Linked DNA regions of Homo sapiens: regions 2, 3, 4, 5 and 6 are each linked to region 1. Evidence: chromatin loops called from intact Hi-C (ENCODE). Cell type or tissue: heart right ventricle. All regions are shown on one strand. Region 1 has its middle 17 kb from the start of RFC3. Region 2 overlaps NBEA (neurobeachin). Region 3 overlaps NBEA (neurobeachin). Region 4 has its middle 110 kb from the start of RFC3. Region 5 overlaps LOC124903153 (a long non-coding RNA gene). Region 6 has its middle 97 kb from the start of RFC3.

Region 1 (4,000 bases):
ACTGCCTCTTTTCCTTTTCCACTCTAGTTCAAATCTTTTTCTTATGTACATAAATTATGTCAATACTTTACATTGCTCCTGTCTCAAGTCTTACTGCTCTCTGAGCATGTTTTGAATTTTCTATTCATATAATTCTTCTGACTTCAATGACATCTTCCCAATGTCTGCTGTTGAAAATCCCATCTATCCATTAGGGAACAGTGCAAAGACATCCTCTTTCATAAAACTTGCCCCCTCTGGCAAGCTCCTTTCCTCCTTGGCTTCTTAGGACAATGTCTGTGTAGCCCATGTGGTACTTAACTCATGTAACTTTTTATCATAGTGGTAGACAGTGTGAAGAATGACTGCTAAGTGCCAGGCATTGCACTAGATGCTGCATGATGGGTCCAATGATGGAGAAAATGTGGTCCTTTTCTTTGAAGAGTTCACTCTCAAAGGTGGATTCTCAGTGGAGAAGATAACAGAGAACCAAAAACGAGATAGGAGAGGACCCCCACCTGTATTGAGATAGAGACATTTATCTTAGATTTGATGAGCTTAAAGCTTCACTACATCCTTGCTACTCAAAGTGTGGTATCTGGCAACATCTGGGAGCTTGTTAGAAATTCAGAATCTCAGGCCCCACCCCAGCTTCCTGGTGTGCGTTTTAACAATATCCCCAGATGATTTTTACAAACATTAAAGTTGGAGAGACATTATCCTAGGTTAAGAGAGATTCGTATTAGTTTAGGATTATTGTTCTATCTATATAGAATTTACACTTTGTGTGCATGTTTATAGCTTTCATATATGTACATGAACAAACTACACAGACTGTATGTCCAGATATGTGTATATACATATATACAACTAACTATAATTATATATATTGTTCATTTCTTGGTATAAAAGCAATTCTTTTTAAATATTATTTTCTTTCTTTAACATCACAGATTATGAGTTAAATTTTTTCATACTTTTCTAAGGGGAGAGTACCTAAATCAGGTGGACACACGGACAATTTCAGGTAAGGTTTAGATTCCAGACAGTCCTATGAATGAAGCAGCATTTTTCACAGAATGAAGCCTGAATTGTAAATATTCATTTTAGGTTATACCCCCTGCTGGTAGAAGCACCAGGAGAGAAGTTGTGAAATGCGTCTATAAAGTAGTACCATTTGAGGTGGGTCCTAAGTGATATACATATATGTAAAACTCTCACAGTAACGCCATAAACATAATGGTAGGAATGATGATGTCCAGAAGTAAATTGGAGTTCTAAGAATAAGAAAAAAGGAAAGATGAGATGTTCAGTAGGCAACTGTGCACATCTGCCCAAACCAGCACAGCGTGAGGGTTGGGGGGTTGTTAGAAATGACTGGAAATCTAGGCAGGTGCCAGGACAAAAGATCTTTGTACCATTGTATTCAGATGATGTGATTTGTTTTAGAAAAAATATAACCTAGAAGTTATGTGGATGAAGGATGAACTAGAACAAATAGGTGATAAAGCTGGGAGAGCAGTTAGAATGTCTGGTCATGAGATGGCATGAGCCTTTTCTAAGACAGTGGAACTAAGAGGAGATATTTAAATGAGAGTTGCAGAATTGTTACATATGGGGGTGAAGAGAAGTAACCGTCAGGAATATTTCTAAAATTTCTTGTTTAAATGACTGAGTAATAGTAAAGTTATGTACTGAGCTCTGAAAGATCAAATGCATTTTAAACAGAATAGCTTCTAAATGTTTACTTTGTGTATCATAAATTTAATATATAGCCTAAGCCCTTAGTGGATGTTGTAAACACTGAAGAAAATGAACTATCAACCTCCCTTCTCTTCTACTTTCACTTTTTTTTTAAGAGACATTCTCACTCTGTTGTCCAAGCTGGTCTTGAACTCCCGGGCTCAAGCAATCTCCCCATGCAGCTGGGAACTACAGGTACATGCCACTCTGCCTGGCCCTACTTTCTCTTATTATATGGGTCATTCGAAGTTTAATTTTCATATGGCACATTAAAATCAAAATATCACAGCACCACTGAACAAAGAACAGCTATGCCAAGCAATCATTTCAAAGAAAATTTACTTTTACTTCCAAAGGAAATGGTTACTAAATGATAACGTTTTGTTCCCTAAGAATATTATGTGTTATTAAATGGGAAACTAGATTTTCCCTGGGCCCCAAGGTAGCTCAGATTTTTTTTTCCTGAGTCTTGAGTTGTCACTGTTGTTCTCTGAAATAAAAGCTCTATTGCGGCAAAGCCTACAGAACCTTTTATAAGATCATTCAAAGACTACTTCCCAAAGATACAGATTATAGTGCCCCACAGTGGTCTGCAGAGTAACAAGACGTCTTTTTCTGCAAACTTTTCCATACCACAAAAGAAAGCCTATTTATAACAATATACAACTGTATTTGGACTGGCATAATGAATGACCACAAACTTGGTGGTGTAAAACAACAGAAAGGTATTCTCTCACGTTTTTTCTGGAGGCCAGAAGTCTGATATCAAGGTGTCTACCGGGCTGCTTTTTCTGGAGGCTTGGAGGAAGAATCTGTTCAATGCCTCTCTCCTAGCTTCCTGTGCTTGCTGGCAATGCAGCATTCTCCAGTGTGCAGAGGCATCACTCTCATCTCTGCCTCTGTCTTCACATGGTCTCCCTCTCAGTCTTCTCCTCTGTGTCTCTGTATCAAATCTCCCACCCATTTCTCTTACAAGGACACTAGTCATTGGATTTAGGCCCTACTCAAAATCCAGGATCGTCTCGTCTTGGGATCCTTAACTTGATTATATCGGCAAAGACCCTGTTTCCAAATGTCACATTCACAAGTACCGGGGTTGGGACATGGACATAATTTGGGGGGCCGGGGAGACACAACGTAACCCTTCACAACAAGCTTTACTTGTTATTACTTCCAAAGGAAGTAGTTACTAAAACCAAGCTTTTGTGCTGCCCAGGAGGCCAGGGACAATGAGACTGGAACTTGAATTCATTGATCTAACTGTGAACCTAAGAGGAGTAGCAGAGCTCTATTCAGATGAGTGCTTTTGAGGTATTCTATCCAGAGTTCTTTCTAAAGTGTCTCTGATGGAGAGACCCCTTTTTATATTTTTTCTACATGCTACATTCTTCTACTTAAAAATATTTTTTCATTAAATAGTTTAAAATGGATGAAGTTTTTTAGAATTGTGGAATCATCATTACACTTTTCTTTCTCTTACAGCAATAAATCAAAGAAAGACAAAACGTTGCCTATTTTGATTGCCCACTTTTCCTCTCTTCATTACAACTTTATTCACTAGGTGACTTCATCCTGAAAATTTCCACATTTTCAGTTAACTTTTATTTACAGTTTTGAAAGAAGACTCTCTAAACCATAAAAAAAGGCAAAAAATTATCTGAAGTTCTTTGATGTATCCATAAAGCAAATGTGTGTATCTGCTTGATAGCTAACTAATGTTAAATACATCACTAAGACTAAACTTTGATCTTGCATTAAGAATTTTAAAATTCTTTTGAAAGAAATTAAAGTTTAAAGAAAGCAATTTGCATGTTAGTAACTTTTGTCTATAGCGCTCTCATTAGTAGCTTACAATAATATGAAACACAATTTTATATTGTAAGCAAATATTGCCAGGTGCAGTGGCTCATGCCTGTCACCCCAACACTTTGGGAGGATGAGGTGGAAAGATTGCCTGAGCTTAGGAGTTTGAGACCAGCCTAAGCAACATAGTGAGACCTTGTCTCTACAAAAAATACAGAAATTAGCCAGCCATGGTGGTATGTGCCTGTGGTCCCAGCTACTCGGGAAGCTGAGGTGAGAGGATGACTTGAGCCTGGGAGGCAGAGGTTGCAGTGAACCAAGATTATGCCACTGAATTCTAGCCTGAGTGAAAGAGCCAGACCCTTTCTCAGAAAAATAAATAAATAAATAAATAAATAATTACTGGTTAAGAATGTGAATAGAGGCCAGGCGCCGTGGCTCACACCTGTAATCTTAGCACTTTGGGAGGCCAAGG
Region 2 (4,000 bases), 1.4 Mb before region 1:
GCTATGTTACAACTTCTAGCAAGAATATTATACAACCCAGTAATACAAAAACAACATTCATAATAGAAAAACAACATTCAGCAGTCAGCACCAATCATAGTTCTACCAGATACAAAATGGGAGAAAGGTTCGGCTATTTCTCTTAAGGAAGCAATTCATTCTAAAAACATAAAATCAGCTATGTTGTACAACCAGGCATAGGTCCAAACAGTTAATGGGCCAAAATAACAGAAATATAGAAATTGAGAAAATAAACAAAGGTTTCTATAATTGAATGAATTCCCAAGTCTGTTGAGATAGTCTAGGTAATAAATAATTTTAAATTCCAAACTACAGTGGTCAAAATTGAATCGTAATAATTTTGGAAGCCAACCTCAAAGCGTCAGTATCTTTACTGTACAATCATCATAAAACAAATAAGCAAATTTGACTGGTGCAATAGTATGTATGTTATAGTTTACTTCATTACTTTAATATTCTATCTTAATAGTTAAAGATCTTTTGCCTTTAAAATTTGGAAAACTATTTAGTAATGTGAATATTTTAAACCTATACAAATTGAAATAACTTATTGCTAAACTGTTTTTTTTACATAAGAAGCATTTTATGTTCCATGCAAAATTTAAAAACATTCAATATTACATTTCAAAGTGAATTTCAATACAACCTTTTAAAAATTTCTTCATAACAAATGATAATTTATAAAACAAAATGCAATTTATATGATCAAGAAAAATGTCACAAAGAAAATATTGATTTATTCAGTCTTCAATATATAAAACAAAAAACACGTTGGCCGGGAGCAGTGGCTCATGCCTGTAATCCCTGCACTTTGGGAGGTTGAGACAGGCAGATCATTTGAGGTCAGGAGTTTGAAACCAGCCTGGCCAACATAGTGAAACCCCATAACTACTAAAAATACAAAAATTAGCTGGGTGTGGTGGTGCACACCTATAATCCCAGCTACTTGGGAGGCTGAGGCAGAGGAATTGCTTGAACCCAGGAGGCGGAGGTTGCAGTGAGCTGAGATCGCCCTACTCTGCTCCAGCCTGGGTCACAGAATGATACTCTGTCAAAAAAAAAAAAAAAGAAAAGAAAAGAGAAGAAAAAAATGCCCTCTATGTCTCACTATTAGAAAGCATTTTAAAAATCATACACAACTCTCAATTTACCAGAATTTGGTATAAATCACCAGAGGAAAAGAGAGATTAAAGAAAAGGAGTGGTGTATGTATACTTGCACTCTTCACACACCATCAACAATTTATACTGTTCTTCTTAGCTCCATTTCCTTGGTTCAGCTGCTAATTTGATTAAGGCCCTACTGGTGACTTGCTCTGTTGCATTCCTCCTTCTGAACTGGAATGCTTCCCTTTGTGGACTTCTTGAGCAAATTCATGAATAAAACAGAAGAGTAAGGCCTGGGGAAAGTGTGTGAGGATATAGCCTATGGCTGCTAATGTTGAAGTTTCAAGGCTGCTCTGGTGATGGTGGTGGCATTAACAAAAGAACAGTAAGAAAAAGAGTCATGTAGAAAAAGCTTGTTAATGATGAAATACACTTAGAGATCAACTTGGAAACAGTGTCTCACCAACTAAAGCACATCTTAGTAAAATGAAATATTTCCCTCTGGCAAAGGTATGCTTTCTGAGCTTAAGGATGAGTTTCTAATACGGCAACAAGAACGTGGGTAATATGGGAAGCAAAATTCTATATTCTTTCCCATCTGAGCAAGTAGCTATGGAGTCTGCCTTGGTCTGAATCAAAGAATTTGTTTTTAATGACAACTAAAATACAAAGTTAACATTGACCTATTTTATTTTAAATGACATACACAATTAACATTAAATGCCTTTAAAATGTATTATATTAACACATTTCAATGTTTTATATAGAAACAAATCAAGACAAGGCTAGATTTTGTAAAATAAATGTTGAATCAGTAAATAAATGAAAATGTTAAATAACAAGGATTTTAAGAGTTTATTTATACTACAGATTTGAAGAGATATACAATATCTTTGATGAAGAATGCAATACTCTTCTGATGAAGTATTCATCAGAATTACCAGAGAAACATTTTCATAAGCACACACAGCTGGAACCCAACACTGATAAACAAAAGTGGTGGAAATAGAAATTTAAATGGTTAAAAATTTGCCTAAAAAGTACAGGTCTGGTTAAAATGTGTTTATAGCCTAGACCACCACTGAAATGCTAAAGTCATGTATTTATAAAATATAACCACTAGATGGAGGCAAAGTACTTACAGTTGGTGATGTAGCAGCAGAGAGCAAAGGTAAAATTCCTCCACAAGCAATGATGATGTTGTCTACCATTTGGGAAATGAGGTGAATTGTGTTATGTACAAAAATAATATTTTCATTGCTATTGACAAAATCCATTACAGACTTTGTAGAATGGCTAAAATACAGAAAACAGAAATGAGTATGTTTTGGCTTACTTAAATGAAAAGCTTAGACAATTAGAATAACAAGTGAAAAATTATAGAACTGTAGGAGCTAGCTATATTTAAAATTAAATTATAAAATAAAGCAATTTATAATTGAGATATCATATTACCAAAAACTAAGCATTCATCTCCACAGGATTTTGTTGTATCCAAGTATATTAACTCATTATATTATTACTTTGCTTGAAAAATACAGTACTAGATTCTAAGACATATGACTGACTCAACAAATTTGGCTAAAAATATTTATTTTGCCAAATCTGATTGTTTTTTGTTGAAAGGCAAAACCTTTTAAATATAAAAAGTATGTCTAATGTTAAAAATAATATGGAAACTCAAAATATAACCAATTCAAAATTTTCATAACCATAAATAAAATTTGAAACCGAAAACCTAAAAATTTAACTGAAAGTTCTATTTTGTAGGCAGTTTCAATTTGTCACATCCCCAATGACTTCAGCCCCACCTTTGACTAGTCACATTGAAATGTATACTGCTAAAGAAGTGACATGATAGGGGAGTATAAATAAATCAGTACAAATTCAAGAACTTATTTAATAAGAAAAGGAAAAAATCTCAAAGTAAGTTGGTAGTACAGTGTTCTCATACAAAACATACAATGTAGATGTCAAAAAAATACCCTGCTTTCGTTTGGTGTCAGTCAAGAATATAATTTTTTTTTTTTTTTTGAGAAAGGATCTCTGCTGTCACCCAGGCTAGAGTGTAGTGGTGGGATCATGGCTTAGTGCATCCTCAACCTCCCTGGGCCCAGGAGATTCCCGAGTAGCTGGGACTACAGGTGGACACCACCACGCCTAGTTAATGTTTGTAAAAACAGGGTCTTGCCCTGGTCTCGAACTCCTGAGCTCCAGCTATCCTCCCGCCTTGGCCTCCCAAAGTGCTGGGATTATAGGTGTGAGCCACCACACCTAGCCTGAACTGTTTTTTAATGGGAAAAAAATAAGATTAAAAAAAAGAAATTACTTCATGGTCAAAATTGAGTCAATAATTCTCACCCTTTTAGAGTTGTGAATTATTATCTATCACTGTGTATCTTAAATTTCAAGATGTTTCTCTCTGTCCTAAAAATAAAGTGTTACCTTTAAAAAATTTAAATTACATTAAATTCTACCTGGGTAATTTCATGAGAGCCCATTAAAGAAAACAAAAACACAGAGTAGGTGGTTGGAAAAAAAGCTGAGTATCACTCACTTGGAGGCTACTGATATTATAATTATCAAATTACATAATTTATCTCCATACATTGGTCTTCATGTTAATAGCAATGTATTTCATGGTATTTAGGTTTCCTCAGTTACCATCTCTAGGTAATTTATCATATAACAATTAGCAATGAAAGTATATGAGTAGTCTAAGAACAAATTGATCAAATAAAATCAAAAGTAAAATCTTTCTATGGCAGACTTTATTGACTTCTTCCACAACAGTCATAACTTTTTCCCTGCTAACACACATTTTATATTTTGTTTTATTATTGAGCTTGACTGGGTATAGGAAAGACTAGCCT
Region 3 (4,000 bases), 1.4 Mb before region 1:
GTACTACTATTGGGAAGGTCTTCTTTCTCATCTGCTAATGTTATCAATGGACCATTATCCTTTTCTTCATTTTTTTTAATGATACCAACACTTCCATGTACATTGTTCTGGAGTTTCTCAACAGCAGCACTATATACATTATCCAACAGAGATTCAACCTCCACAAGGGCACCATTCTCTCCACCTACTAAAGTCTCCGGTGATAAATCCATATCATCGAGCTTTACTTCTGTTGCTTCCACTTTCTCTGCTTTTATATCTACTAAAAGATCATGTACTTCCACATGTACACCACTTCCTGGTCTATCTGAATTTCCAAGAATATCATCTGACACTTTTGTTGACATGAGTAAGTCTCGAGTATCTGTGCTGACAGGGTAATCGGTCTCACTTTCTGGGCTCTGGCTTTGTGAAAGATCTTCTATCTCTCGAATTTCCATTCCACCTTTTGCTCCTGTTGTCTGTGATGAAAGACCAGAGATGGTGCTCACATTCCCTTTCTTTCCCTTTTTAATGTTTTCCTCCTCTTGTCTTTGATATTCCTCATACATTTTGGCTAGGTATTCCTTATGAGCTTCATAAGTGACCTTAGGAATAAGTAAAGAAAACATTAAGGCATTTTGTACATATCAAAAAGAAAAAACTAAATAATACAAATTAAATTGTGGAAATAGAAAAAATAATGCCAGAAAGTTTAAGACTTCAAAGCTGGCATTTGTTAGTCCTAAAGCAAGTGCTTAGTTTCATTAAGTAACTGGAAATAATCAACAAATACAGCTATATATGATTTATTATAAGGATTGCCAAAATCACACAGATAACTCAGCAATATTAAAAGCTATTTTCTTTTAGGCTAAGTATTTCAATGTTACCCAAACCAAATATGCCAGTTAACTTCCACACATTTATGTAAGCTTAAACAGAGAATAAGCAGCTAATAATATACAATAACCAAAGTACTATTACTATGTTGGTTTTCACCATCTATTGCTCATATGTGCACCCTTCCCAACAACTGATGTTAAAAAATTCACACATATCATTAAATATATAAATTTACAAGCTATTAAAATATCACAGTTTTATCCTTATATAAGCTGTTTTGGCTTTGTTACTTTACTTAGGCTTCTTTATTAATAATCAGAATACTTTTTTTTTGCACAAAGACCTGCAATGTCTTTTTCTTTGCTATTTTCAAATTTGTTAAAGCAATGATAAATCTGAGGTGTCAATACTTCACAAAATGTAAATTTATAATTGAAACAAAAGCTTTTCTAATATTTTTTAAAGTTCACAGACTTTCTCTTACAGACATGGGTTCTATTAATGTATATTTAAATAAGTTAACAGAATTTTAGATTGGGGGGACCATCCTTTAAAGAATATCTCATAATACAAAAATCCCCTTAATTTTACAGAAGAAGAAAGCAAGTCCCAAAAGTGGGGGTTGGTAACATAAGGCCCATGGGACAAAACTGCTTATCACCTCTTTGGGTGAATAAAGGTTTATTCAAACAAAGCCATGATCATTCATTTACATTATGTATTGTCTTTCACACTGAACGGCAGAGTTGAGTAGCTGCATCAGAGGCTATAGAGCCCACACAGCCTATAATATTTACTATCTATCCTTTTAAACATTTTTTTCTAACTCGTGTTCAAGAAGACTTAATGAGTCTCCTAAAATCACAAAACTCAATTATGGCACAGACTAAATTAAAAGCCATACTTCTGACACCCATGCTTCTTCTATAACACTTCATGATGAGAAACCCATAACTCTGAATTTCCAGAATCTAATGTGTATATACTTGTACAGTTTAATTCACTATTTCATTTTACCAAAGATCAAATAATACTTAAAATAGACATACAGATTTTTAAGATTAAAAATAAAGAAAAGATAAAGCAATTAAAATACCACTAAACTTAAACACTGTATTTATGATTCACTTGGAAATAAAAAAATCTGACTTCTTAAAAAAAAGTCTTAAAAAGTATATTTCAGAGACTATTTCATAAAATATTCTTCCAAGAACCAGTTGAAAGAGCAAGTGGCTCAGATTAAAGTTCCCAGATTTGCTATAAAACAGATGTATGTCAGCTTTGGGTATAAAACTCCTGATTTATAAATTTGGGGTTTGAATTAATTCATCTATAAGCCACTTTCAAGTTCTAACAGTCTATGAACAATGAGGGAAAAATACAAAACTGAGATACAGGAATCTGTCAAAATCTAAGATGCCCACAAGATGGCACCAGATGCATGTTTGTAGCCATTTAATCCACTGCAATAACTCTGATGATGTTAAAATGTTAAATCCCGTGTTACCTTGGAATGGGCTATTGAGAGGGTATCCACCCAGACTCTCCAGCCTCCCCATTCATATTTTATTGCATGATACAAAAGAATCCGGAAGATATTGTAGACCATTTCGGTAATCTTCTGTTCCTCAGAATTTTTAGGATTGATATAGCCAAGAGAAAACATCCAATCCTGCCACACTGAACACTGCAATAAGCATCTAGGGAGAAAAAAATTTGATCTCATTAAAAATATCCAAATTAAGTTAGAATTTACTATTTTGAAACTTTGATAAATAAAATAGTGAAAATATGATCTGACCTCAGTAAAGCAAGGTGTACAGTCATGCTGCACGTTATATATTCTATACTTGGAATGACTTTCTCTTATTTCTCTACCAGGAAAAATCCTAATTATCATTCAAAATCATTTTCCTAACTTTCACAGTCAGATTTACTTATTGCTTCTCTACTTTCTCACCACCTTTAGCACTCACAATGTACTTAACACATTATACATTAATCATTGCTTTATGGTTTCCCACTGGAATGTACTGAGACTGTGTACTAAGACTATCTTGTGTAGCACAAAGTCTTACACTGAACACAGTAGGCACTCAATCAATATTTGTTAAATTATAGACTCAGGCAATGACTACCCCAGAGTTCATGGCCTCAGACTTTACCCCATGTTCAAGCTAACTAGCTTAAAAATGCACAACATTCGGCCATAAGAAATATGGGGTGGAAAGCATAGATGAAAATGGGGAAATCCAACACAATTACAACTGAAAGTTCCATTGGTGATAGATAGGTACCACTAAAAGGGATATTACATTCTAAATAAGAGTTTGTTTATATGTATATTCATATATACAATTAAAATATAATATCCACGTAACAAAATAAAAATAATATAAAAATAAATAGAAGAATACCGAATACAGATTATGTCAAAGAAACATAAAATGCCTTTTCTGATGATTAAAAGTATTTAGCAATATGGAAAAGATTTGAAATGAATTGAAAATCTAAAAGAGAGAAAATATTAATTATGGAATAAAGTGTTGTTACAGTATCCAAACTGCTTACCTTCTATTTTCACGGCTGTTACTGAAAAGTTTTATCATATCAGATAAAAATAAACGACGAACTTCCATCAGCTCTGCACTTGGTGTAGAGTTTTTTAACAAAGTTGCCACCACTTTAAGAATCACTGTAAACAAAGAAAAAAAACTTGTAGATTTGTAACCATATCCTATGTTCAACTCAAAAAGTATTACCAACTTTCAAATAAATACTTAACACTATAAAAGGTGAGTTAAAACTGTCATGAACTAGGTAAACACCATAATGATTTAAGGGGTTAGGAAAAGTTTTGATTTAGTCTCATATGTTGCCATGCGCCTACCACAATACAGTAAAGAACTGCCATTTGCTCACTTGGATTCTGAATTTTCACTGTAGAATCTGGCTCTGGATGTGGTTTGTGTACGACCTGAGTACATACTTGTTCTGTCAAGATCTGAAAAATGAAGAATTTGAACTTCATTTAGAAAACAATTTAAATAATAATTGCAAAATATAGATATACAATGAACCTGCAAAAGAAATGTCAATGCAGTCCAAACCAAAAGAAACATCTCTTCTAAAGGGACTTTTTTCTTTCTTTCTTTCAAGACGGAGTTTCACTCTT
Region 4 (4,000 bases), 130 kb before region 1:
GGAAAAAAAGTTTCTCCCTTCTTATTTTCAATTTCACAGGTCATCATTTGAAAATGCATCACTAACAATGAAATACTTTGTACATTATTAAATTTTATCATCTCGATTTATTATCTTTGTTACACGGAGACAGAGAAGATGAGAATCTAACCTACTATTATAAATGGTAACAATTATATTCACCTAAGCTAGGGTTTCTTAAAACATCACAGTTAAAGGAAATGAGCATCTAACCCAATCATAGCAGTGGCTATAGAACCCATGATAACAAAAAACAATCACTAAGCCAATAATAAGTTCTTGGGATAAATTGTTTCCACAGCACTGACCAGCAGTTCATTTTAACACAATAGGAGCTCATTCCCAAACAATGTAGGACAGGTAAAATGTGGTTATTGCACATTCTTTGTTCACCCAGATCTCTATGTGTTTTCTGACCTCTAATACTAAAATTGCAACTGAGGTCCATATTCTGCATCATCAGCTCGGCATTAGCAAGCAGGAAAAGAAAAAAGAAAGACGACCACAGATCTGAAGAATGTATTGTTTGCCATAAGCATTTGCATCAATGAGGCTGAGCAGCTGTCTCAAAGCTCTTATGATATCACCATCTGTAACTCAAAGGGAAAAACCAGTATCTCAGATTTTTCAAAGGGTAAAGGGGGTATAATTGTATTTATTAGGTGTTCAAAAGCTTTGACAAGAGTGGCCTGTCAGATGTTATCAGCATGTGCCAGTTGGCATGCAGATTATGGACATATTGTCCATTTAGGCTGTCAGCCTACAAGTCTCAACCAATGTTTGCAAACATGTACAGCAAAAGCCAGTCGTTGTTGTCACAATGTCAGGAATATTGCTCAGAGACTGATGTCCTCACTGTTTAAAACTTATATGGCAATATACTTTGCAAGAGAAACAGACATTTCAAGAAAAAATACATAGACTAGCATTGGATGTGGTTTATGCATGTGGACCATGCATTATTTTACATGACTATCTTGATAACATAAAAATTTTCCTACTGTTTTTGCTTTAGAGTAATTCTTTCTCTGTACTTTCCCTTCTCTGTTTGATAACCTCAAGCCTCATTCCTTCCTTGTGGGCCCAGTTCTACAGTTTCATGGAATTTCTCATATTGCTGATAAAAAGCATTCCAAAAAATTCAGCAGACTAACACATTTTAGTACTTGCATGTTATTTTATAATACAGAGATATGAAAGAAGATCCCAATAAATAAAGGCATACAAAAATGGTTTGGGAGGGAAAACTGTTTTATAAAAGATATCAATTCTTCCCAAAATATACTGCAAGACAATTCCAATGAAAGTCACAAAGAGTTTTCTTCCCCTTTTTGAATTTCTGAAAAAATTATTCCAAGGTATATTAAGAAGAATAAATAGACAAAAATTACTAACTTTTTTAATGGCATTAAGGAATAATTTCTCTACAGCAGATTAAAATGTGTTCTTTAGCTACGACAATTAAAACTAATGTGATGCTTGAGCTAGAATAGACAGATGAACAATGGAACAGACTATTGAGATGGTAAATTTCATGCTGGCAGAGTCCACATGTGTTTTATTCATGACTGTTTCATTCATACTGATATCTCTGCAGTGCTTGGAACATAGTAAGCATTTGTAGAATTAATGAACTAGCACAACAAAGGCAATATAAATAGTCTCAGAATACAAACACACACACACAACATACGAGAAAGATTCCACCATCAGTGAATGAAAAACAAATGTATATTCAAAAAGTATGGAGAAAATTGTCACTTAGGAAAATAATATGCTGTTTTAATCATCACCTCACAGAATACATGAACAGAATTTGACTTTATAATGAAGGTGTTAAAAAGAATTCATTAAAAAAAGCAAACGTAGGTGACTATAAATTTGATCTTTAGATTGCAGGTAGGAGACTCTTAGAGGAAAGGGAGGAGGACTTTCCATGTTTAAAAGTAACATCAGATATCACAAAGGAAAATGTATTTCCACTACCAGACTTCAGGGCCTCTGTATGGTCATGTACCTTATACACAACTTCTAAGGCAGTCATTCACAAGGAAATGGCACCCCCTGGAGGTAACATTATATCTTTGTTGGACCCCCACACTGTGACAGTAATTTTGGTCTCCTGTTCGCAAGATTTTAGAATTTACACATCTCATGATATGAGTCTACACCATGGAAAAAGGTAATATCTTGTCTCACACTCAGCCCCCAGATGGCTTAGATCAGTGGTCTCAAGGTGTTGTCCCCAGACCAAAAGCATCAGCATCACGGTATCCACACCAGACCTATACAGAAACAAAAACTCCAGGGTGGGGACCCGCTCCTGTGTTTAACAGCCCCTCTAGGCAATGCTGTTGTGTGCTAAAGTCTGAGAACCACTGGTTTAGATGAAACGAACTACCATCCACATTACAACTAAATCCATGACTTCTTGGTTCAACTGTACTTTCATTGCCATCGTGAGCAGCATGTAACATCAGCTCTTGAAAATTCTATTTTGATCTGGATATTCTCACTATGTTGCTTTCTGGGAAATTTTCTACAATTCAATATGTCCAAGATCCAGGATCCATAAATCAAAGGTGAGAACATTAATAGCATCTAAGTCCTACATATCATGTAAAGACACATTGAAACACTTCAACTCTAAATTTGCCCCAATCATAAGCTGTCACTAAAAAAAACTCTAAGAAAAAGGGAGAGAATGTAATATATCACCTAGATGCCTTAGAAATATATTAAGAAATGATAGATTATACCAAATGATGGTGACCATTTTCCAAAAGAACTAAAGGAAGAGAGAAAGGCAGGGATCATACTGATTATAACAAGCTTGAGGTTTATCTATCCCTAAATTTTGCCCCAAGCTGTTCATTTTATCACCATTAGTACGTTACATCGATACATATAATTAGTAAGAAAACTTCCAGATCATCAACAGGAAAGTGTTTGAAGGTCAGGAGTTGACAATTCACAGAAGAGGAGATTAAAAGAGCTATGTGATGGTTAATACTGAGTGTCAACTTGATTGGATTGAAGGATGCAAAGTATTATTCCTGGGTGTGTCCGCGAGGGTGTTGCCAAAGGAGATTAACATTTGAGTCAGTGGACTCAGAGAGACAGACCCATCCTCAATCTGGGTGGGCACCATCTAATCAGCTGCCAGCCTGGCTAGTATAAAGCAGGCAGAAGAAGTTGGAGAGAGCAGAATTGCTGAGTCTTCCAGCCTCCATCTTTCTCCTGTGCTAGATGCTCCTTGCCCTCAAATATCAGACTTTAGGTTCTTCAGCATTTGGACTCTTGGAGTCACACCAGTGGTTTCTGAGGGGCTTTCAGGCCTTTGGCCACAGACTGAAGGCTGCACTGTCAGCTTCCCTACTTTTGAGGTTTTGGGACTTCAACTGGCTTCCTTGCTCCTCAACTTGCAGACGGCCTATTGCGGGACTTCACCTTGTGATCATGTGAGTCAATACTCCTTAATAAGCTCCCCTTCATATATACATCTATCTTATTAGTTCTGTTCCTCTAGAGAACCCTAATACAAGCTGATAGATGAATTAGCTAATAGATGAAAGAATTAAGTCTCTTTAGTAATAAAAGAAAAATAAAGCTATACAATTCAGTATTTATTAAATAGTCAGAGATTAGGAAAAACAGTAACACTCAATGCTAAAAATATAAGTATCAAATTATCACAAATATTCAAAAGGAAAGTTGGCAAGCTACATTAAGAACTTTAAAATGCTTAATCTTTCTGACTCGAGAATTTATTCCGGGTCTCTGTTCTAAAGAGATGAACAGAAATACACACAAAGATTCATAAAAATGTTTACCTTAACTTTATTTCTAATAGCATAAATTGGAAATAATCCAATTGTCAAATTATAATAATATAGGGGAAAGTTCAGAAAATTACTTATGAAAATGCAGAATATTGAATTGAAAATATATTATGAGTTCAACTGTATAAAATATAATA
Region 5 (4,000 bases), 280 kb before region 1:
TATTTGTATATGTGTGAATGTGTGTGCAGTGCACACTGTAAGAAGATTAAACCTGGGTCACAAAGTGGAAACCTTACAGTTGGCCTGTCTCCTTTTTGCCGTCAGCTGGAGCTCTGCCCTTGTAACTTTCAAGTCATTTTCAGGGTGGGTCATTCACATGGTGTCCACCACCAGCCCCTTCAGTCCAGAGTGGGGAATGTCTTGATTGAGACCATTTGCCTTGAAATCAAAGGAACATAATAAGGAAAATAGGATGTTGGTTCCAATTTTTGTTTTCTTGTCTACCACATCCAATAAAGAGACACCTTTTGTTTTAGTTTATATAAAAACATCTCTTTAGAGAGCTCAATCTGCTCAAACAATATGGGTTAGAGAAAAGAAGCTGTTTCCCATTTCTACAAACAACTCAGAGACCAGGTACAACATTCTCCTGATAGATCTCCATACACACACACACACACACACACACACATGCTCACACACATTCACATTCACAGACACATATATTCAGTCACACATTCCCACCCACCCACACACTCACATACACATGCTTATTCACACACACACACTAACATCCACACTTACATACACATATACACATTCATGCCCACACACACACACACATACTCACATACACATACCTTCACACATGTGCACTCATATACACACATATTCACACATATCCATGCCCACACACACTCACACATACTCACATACACATACCTTCACACATGTGCACTCATATACACACATATTCACACATATCCATGCCCACACACACTCACACATAGATACACACACTCATTCACACATATACACACATTGATGCACACACACACACACATTCACACCCACACTCACACTTGCACACTGCCCCACACACAATCAAATACACATCTGCACTCACACACCTACTGTCACACACACCCAGAAGCACCCACACAGCCTTTTCCCCTTCTCACCAGTCATATTTGTTCCTCATCTTTCAAGGAACAGGGCCCAATTACTCTCTCTGGTTCTTTTACAGTGTCTGGCCTGTCAGCTCGTCCTCTCCATCCCCACAGCTGTCTCTTCATTTCAGTGCATCTCCTGACACCCGAGTGACTCACAACTTCCTCCTAATGAATCTCCCTGGCCCCAGAATCTTTACTCTAGTCCACCTTGTCCTGGCACCAGATCCATCTTCTTGATCACAACATTTTCTTACTCCAGCAGGTGCCACCTCATTGATGATCAACAAGTCAGGCACATTTAAACATCATTCAATGAGGAAGGAGAGATTGCGAATGATTCTGGGTGGCTTGGCTGCCTATTCATATGGGGATAGGGGAATTGACGTCTCAGCCTGTCTCTTAGACTCAATAGCCTTGTCAGCAATCTCCAGAAACATAACCATCTTGCACAGGCCCTCATGGTATATTTCTATTTTTGTGCATGTCCTACCTTCCTAAAAATATCATAAGCTTTCTGAGGATAGGGACGGTGCTGAAGCTGTAAGTTCATCCTCCACAGTGGCTGTCAGATACCTTCCCGTGCGAGTGACTCCCAGCACGACCTCCATGACCTCTGTGATCTTGGGCAAGTCATATGAGTTCTCTGAGCCCCACTTCTCTTTTATATAAATGAGACAAAGAATACCTGCCTCAAAATGGTCTTGAGAATCATATTAGCCAATGCAGCTAAAAGGCTCACCACAGTACCTGGCACACAGTAGGTATTGAATAAACCATAGCAATGACAATTATTTGCTCAGTGGAATGCAGATCATCAACTAAAATCCTTTGGAGAAATGTCATGCAAGCATTTGCTGCTCTGAAACTCTGCCTAAGATACAAGGAGGCAGGTGTCACAAACAACAAAGTCTCCAAAACCAATTGCCACAGCCAGAGTTTTATCCAGGACTTGGATTTTGAATGGCAATGTTTATAAACAAAGTAGCTGGTTTTCAGGAAACCCCCAAACTCTCCCAGAGATCAGCAGCACCATTCCTTCCCACAAGAGACAACCAAACAGAAAATGAGCTATGTGTGCAATTTTATGTGCCCCTATCTCAGGCATTGAAATAAGCCCATCTCGAAATGCAGCTCAATCTCTCTCAGCTGTCTTCTCTCTGAAAAGCGTCCTGGCATTGAGCCACTCTCCAGCTCCCATGGACAAAAATGAAGCTCTACACCTTCGTGGTAAACCATTCATGTCCCCAGAAAGGAATGGATGGTTTCAGTCTCCCCCTTTCCGCATTTTAAAAGGTCATTTTAAAAGTTATTGCTTCTTTGCTACCACTAGATGGTACTAGCCAGCTGCTTGTCATGTATATATTTTTTTATTTTGTGTTTTGTTTACTGCCTCTGAGCATTAATCCAAGAAGGCTGATTACAACAACATGCTTTGCAGAAATGGTACTTTGAGAGACCTTGGGCAGTCATCAGAAAGTAACTTAGCTGCCATTTGTTAACTATGTTACCACTTCCCCTTGATATTTATTTATATAAAGTTCCTCTTTGCCCCATCCTGGATAAAGGAAATATTTAGTGTCATACAGATTATTCATACCACACTTGTCCACATTTGGGACCTTAGGAAGGCCTGAGAGAGATGTGGAATGCAATGACTGAATTGAAGGCAGCCAGAATAAACATTGGCTTTTCCACTCTCCTCAGGAGTCATGTCTTGCTGCCCTTTACTGAGGGTACCTCAATACCTCTGAGGGTATCTCAGTCCTCTTGCTTCAGACTCCCAGGAGACCCCCAATGCCTTAGGTTTTCCATACAGATACTTGGATCATCTTTCTCTTTTCTAGAATGGAAAGACAGCAGTGGATATTAGAAAAAGTCATGGGACGTGCTGAGAGAGACTGGGGAGTATGGCCCGGCACCAGATCTCTTTCTTCGCCACTCTGGCTTAAGACAATTGAAGGGCAGACTTCTCCTTGACCCCCCAAGCTCTCAAGACATTAGGTGTCACTAAATCCATACTCACAGGAGATGAATGGATTGTCAAGAGTGGGGAAAGAGTACTTGACTTTGCAATCTGTAGTCAGGCTATGAGAATAAGTGAGAAAGCACTGTAGCAGTACTATGCTAAGCCAAGATTAGTCATGAATAGTCATTTGGAGATGGTTATCAATGAAAGATTAAAAGATTCATGCAAAATTTTAGTTAAACTGAAGGGATGTTTAGCTATGATCCAGACCTCATTTTAATTACAATGCAACCTCTGTTTAAATATGGGCAGTTGGAACAATTGCTTAATCTTTCTGAGCCTCAGTCTTCTCATCTGGAAAAAATAATACTTTCTGCGAAATTATTGAAAAGACCAAGAAAAATAATGGCTGTAAAGCTCCTGACATTTAGCAGGAATTTGCCAAATGTCCCTCTCTCCTCCAAGTAGCTACAATGGAAAGTAGCCCCGCCCCACCCCACCCCCCAGCATCTTCACCCATACCTTTTCCTAGAGTAGAGGCTAAATTCCCAGGAACTAGCCCCCAGACACTGAAATTATTGTGAAATGCAGGAAAACCCATAATGCCAAATCTTTGATTTCCCCTGCCAATAGCAATGGCTTCCACACCTTCTATTCATATGCCAGTCACGTTGAAAAGAGGCACCTTCTAATCTTGGAAGAGTTTACCAGCAGTGAGACAGGTATATTTTTTCATCTGTTATCATAAGGAAAATACTTTTATTTCCTTAAACAGAATTTTTCTATTGAAAAGAGAAACAATTTTGCTTCATTGCTTTTTTTTCCAAAAGTAGTTCCTAATGCCCAGTGTGACAAATCAAAGAGACACTGTGAAATGATGGTATAATCTTTTCTGTCTACATTGAAGGAAAGTATAGTGAAATTACCGGGTAATTCCATACAAATAATTGCTACAGAAACACAGCATGACATTAAGCTAACATATAAAAAAAGGATATTTCATCTCTAGGTATAGAGAACAATAGATTTAAAAAGCAATAATTTGAGTTGACTATTACACACTCTCAATATATAGAGATTC
Region 6 (4,000 bases), 110 kb before region 1:
CAGACATCTACGTACATACATTTGTGCAGCTGCTCCCTGTGAGTGGCCTTGGTCAGTCATCACTGGTGCTATTAGCCAAACATCCATAAGTATTATGAGACAATATTCTGCATCATCACATTTCATCTAGTTGAAACCCAGATGGTTGTCAATGCAGAATGCTTTCTACCCAGGTGAAATCTGACTTTGTGTGATCCAGTCCTCTTTGAGACATCTGTTTCTGTCACCAAAGGCCTACAGTGATTTTTATCTAAAGTGAAGATTGAATAGAATAATATACAAGCAAAAGGACCATTGCTTTCTTTTTTTCTTTCTTTCCATCTCTAAGGGGATTTTCAAATAATCTTTTTCAGATCCTGGGTCTTAAGGAAAACAGTTTTGGAAATTGCACCTTTCAGTTTATGGCAGATGGTAAGAGTGGCTCCAAAGTTCAGATGTGCACTATACAACATGCAAATGGCAGGCACCTGCAAGCCAAGCATCTCCAGCAAGCAAGCATGTTCCTCACAAATGTCTAACCCTAATGAAGCTCTGTCATTTAGAAATATAGTTATTCCCAGCTGGGTATGGTGGCTCACCCCTATAATCCCAGCAGTTTGGGTGGCTGAGGCTGGTGGATCACCTGAGGTCAAGAGTTTGAGATCAGCCTGGCCAACATGGCAAAACCCCCATCTCTACCAAAAATACAAAATTAGCTAGGTGTGGTGGAGTGCGCCTATAGTCCCAACTACTTGGGAGGCTGAGGCGTGAGAATCACTTGAACCCCAGAGGCAGAGGTTGCAATGAGCCGAGATCGCACCGCTGCACTCCAGCCTGAGTGACAGAGTGAGACTCTCTCTCAAAATATATATATATATAGAAATATAGAAATATAATTATTGCCTCACAATGTTAATATGAATCATTACGAATAATTTTAGTCATTGTTTTCTTTTTTAATCACACTAAAATAACAACCACATAATATTTATAAAAGCAGCCAGCACAGACTTCCATCTCTCCTACCCAATTCTGACTGGGAAACTATTCTGACATTGGAAATTAGGGTCTAGGAAGTTGAAAGAAAAAGAAAACAAAATTCTGGCATGGGCATGAGGAACATTACAGAAATCTACCCCCAAGGACGGCAGCATTTTCCTTCTTCATTGCTAGTGGATATTCTGATTAGTGAGTACATTTATTTTCTTCTGTAATAATAATTATAGCATGCAAAGCATGTTTTCAGATTAAATAAACCTTATGGTCCACGCACTGAACAAGGTTGGAGTTTAATAGGACAAATATATAGAAAGAGATATACACATATGTACAGTTGGTAATATCAAGAAAAGGGTGCAAGTGTACTGGCATTTACAAACCTCTTCATTTTATCTCCTGAATTCTCTGTTGGCAGCATCATAATTCCTGCAGTAGCAACTATGACAGCCAAACAAAGGATTAAGGCTGTTTGTTGAAAAGCAGCAGCAGTTGAATTCATAAGCAAGAGAAATTCAATATACTTGTAAATGCCTCTCACAGTACAAAACAAGGAAGATAAGACATGGAGAAACAACTATTTATTGCTCTAAGATTACTTGAATTCTAAAAGCAAGGAAGGCTTTTTATTTGGTGTTTGGAAGGTGCCATCTTGGATTTTGACTACATACAGAACAATTCTTTGTGGTGTTCACATTTAATATATCATAAAAGAATATCAAAATGAGTTGTTGAAGACTGAAAAAAGAATATTCCACTCTTCTAACACAATTATTTTCAGTTTTGTTTGCTCTTTCTCAGTCATTTTCCTATTTTATACTTATTCTTTGCATAGCTATAAACATAGAACTGGTGAATTCTTGCAAACTACCTTATTTATGAGATCATAAATTTTGTTCAGATTTCTAAGAAGACTGTAAACATTATAAATAGCTGCATAATGTTATGTAGAATTCATAAATGGGATTGTCATTCTTAATTATTATTTAGCATTGGACATATAATTTGTTTCCAATTTATTCTTATAAATAATTCCACAATAAATATCTTCATACAAGCAGCTTTTTTCTTTGGCTGAATTATTTTCTCCACATAGTTTCCAAGGAGGTGAGATTCCTGGACCAACTGGCATAATACTTTTGTGCTTGATTGACAGAAGCATACTGTTTTCTTAAAATATTGTTCCAATTTACCTTGTCATCAGCCATGTGTGTACACAGGGTGCCCACTTCTACATTTTTCTGGTAGTTTGGACTTTTTAGGAGCAAAGTGGAGGAAGAAGGTAGAGTATGGAAGAAGAAAGTTTGCATGAAAGTATAATAGTGGATGTTCACTAAATGTTGGTTGGCAGAATGAATGGATAGATAATTACTTTTCAAATGCTCATCTTCCTTGGAAGAAAAAGTAGCCTAGAATAAAGCATTTGTCTAGCACAATGAGTGGTTCCATTTTTCTTCCAAAACTTGACTCAACAATACAGAAAGCAGTGGCTTCCTATTAGCTTAAAAGTAGAAATAAGATGCTCTTTTCAATATGATTTATATTATTATAATTGACCATGAACCGCCTTAATATCACTATCATAAGGACAACACACTTTTATCATCATTTCCAATCTTTAACTAAATCTATTTGTAAGGCAATTAGCTGTCTACTATTGATTGGCCATCTGTTTCCCCAGTAATTACATGAGCATATCACTTAGCAACGGGATGCACTCTTCTTTCATATTTTCATAAAATTACATGGTTATGGTTTTAAAGCAAGAAAATAATGAAGTCTTCTGTTATTATAAATACGTGTATAGTCACATGTTCTATACACATATATGTGAATGGGTGTGGCTGTCTGCTCCTTTCCTCCCTGCTGCTGTAGTAAACATGGCAACAAGGATATTTGCCTTCTTGGGATATCTCATAACAGCAACAGTAACTACCAGAGATTGAGGGCTCACTATTGACAAACACTGAAACTTGCCAGAACTTCATATACGATATTTCACTTAATCCTTCAGCAATCCAATAAGCTAGGTGTTTTTATATCTAACTAGGTAGTGTCATCTCATTTAAAGATAAAGAAACTGAGGCTTAGAGAGAGTGAGTAATTTCCCTAAGGTCATATAGAAAGGGACAGAAATGGGAGTTTAAACCAGAATTATCTGCTCAAAAGTCCATGTTTTTAGCTTCTGTGTCCTTTGAGCTTATCACAAAATTAGTTCATTTACTACTCAGGCAACTTGGTGTTTCATGAACAATTTTACTATTATTCCCATGGCTATGAAGAAGAGATTCCGCAGTGCCTCTGGCTTTCTCTCTGAATTCTGGCCTTACATAAGCAGCCCCATCTAGATTTTTCTCTGCTCCTCCTTCTCCCGTTCCCCCAGTGCCTGGCTAGGCACTCTGAGCTCAATTAGAGCCTGTTGGGACTGCTTTGAGTGCTGAGAAACCACCCAGCTCCTAGGTGGAATTTGATCTCCTTATCCAGGGAGTGTATTCATAAAATAACTAGTTATTAAGTTTACATACATACACTGATATTTTCACTGGCCTGCTTTATGCTGGACAGACACACCTGGGTGACCCACAAACATTTCAAATTCAAATGGTCTAAAGCTAAACTCACTCCTTTGTCTTCTGATCCTCTTTATATCCTCAGGCTCTCCCTCTCCCAGTGTCCCCTGTTTCTGTGAACAGGACTAGCAGAGACAGATAGATTCAGTAGCATCTGGTGAGTGCAATTTATCTATGATTTCTCTCTCTCATCCACCCACACACCCAGTTATTAAGCTAATTACCACTCCCATCCTTCCTCTTCCCTTCATCCCTAGGCCACCCTTATAAAAGTCCCCAAGCTGATATTCCTGCACCCACTCTTGGTTATGGCAATCTCTTCTGTGACAGCACTGCAGCAGGAAGGACCTTTCTAAAATCCAATGTCTGATCTTTTTCTCCCCTGCATAAATACTGTATGATCCCACAGCGTTCATAGAATTAACTTTCAATTCCTTTCTCAGGTTCACATGGCC

The links. Peaks named below come from ENCODE experiments on the same cell type or tissue, not always from the same donor. Only the 100,000 strongest peaks of a DNase experiment are listed, where the experiment ranks them.
Region 2: it touches region 1 in a loop (3-fold over the local background); 32 of 110 quality-filtered maps call a loop at or near these places.
Region 3: a loop joins it to region 1, with 7 times the contacts of the local background. A loop is called at or near these places in 34 of 110 quality-filtered maps.
Region 4: a loop joins it to region 1, with 3 times the contacts of the local background. A loop is called at or near these places in 4 of 110 quality-filtered maps.
Region 5: it touches region 1 in a loop (13-fold over the local background); 41 of 110 quality-filtered maps call a loop at or near these places.
Region 6: it touches region 1 in a loop (2.0-fold over the local background); 2 of 110 quality-filtered maps call a loop at or near these places.

What each region holds. Positions count from the first base shown.
Region 1 is chr13:33,798,715-33,802,714 of GRCh38, reverse strand. No RefSeq gene overlaps it. Among named protein-coding and RNA genes, the nearest start is that of RFC3, 17 kb to the left of the region's middle. In heart right ventricle, a CTCF peak has its summit at 2,306; no DNase peak of the experiment used is centred here; H3K4me3 peaks cover 577 bases; H3K27ac peaks cover 2,187 bases.
Region 2 is chr13:35,162,779-35,166,778 of GRCh38, reverse strand. NBEA (neurobeachin) reads right to left here. Exons shown (of 59, transcript NM_001385012.1): 24 at 2,270-2,423. Among named protein-coding and RNA genes, the nearest start is that of NBEA, 220 kb to the right of the region's middle. In heart right ventricle, a CTCF peak has its summit at 2,243 (motif pointing right); no DNase peak of the experiment used is centred here.
Region 3 is chr13:35,155,603-35,159,602 of GRCh38, reverse strand. NBEA (neurobeachin) reads right to left here. Exons shown (of 59, transcript NM_001385012.1): 19 at 3,748-3,829; 20 at 3,397-3,520; 21 at 2,333-2,525; 22 at 1-587. Among named protein-coding and RNA genes, the nearest start is that of NBEA, 220 kb to the right of the region's middle. In heart right ventricle, a CTCF peak has its summit at 2,235 (motif pointing right); no DNase peak of the experiment used is centred here.
Region 4 is chr13:33,929,692-33,933,691 of GRCh38, reverse strand. It overlaps a transcript of RFC3 not described here. Among named protein-coding and RNA genes, the nearest start is that of RFC3, 110 kb to the right of the region's middle. In heart right ventricle, a CTCF peak has its summit at 2,100 (motif pointing left); no DNase peak of the experiment used is centred here.
Region 5 is chr13:34,075,592-34,079,591 of GRCh38, reverse strand. It overlaps LOC124903153 (a long non-coding RNA gene), which reads right to left. Exons shown (of 2, transcript XR_007063754.1): 2 at 1-219. Among named protein-coding and RNA genes, the nearest start is that of RFC3, 260 kb to the right of the region's middle. In heart right ventricle, CTCF peaks have their summits at 2,093 and 2,292 (motif pointing right); no DNase peak of the experiment used is centred here.
Region 6 is chr13:33,912,657-33,916,656 of GRCh38, reverse strand. It overlaps a transcript of RFC3 not described here. Among named protein-coding and RNA genes, the nearest start is that of RFC3, 97 kb to the right of the region's middle. In heart right ventricle, no CTCF peak of the experiment used is centred here; no DNase peak of the experiment used is centred here.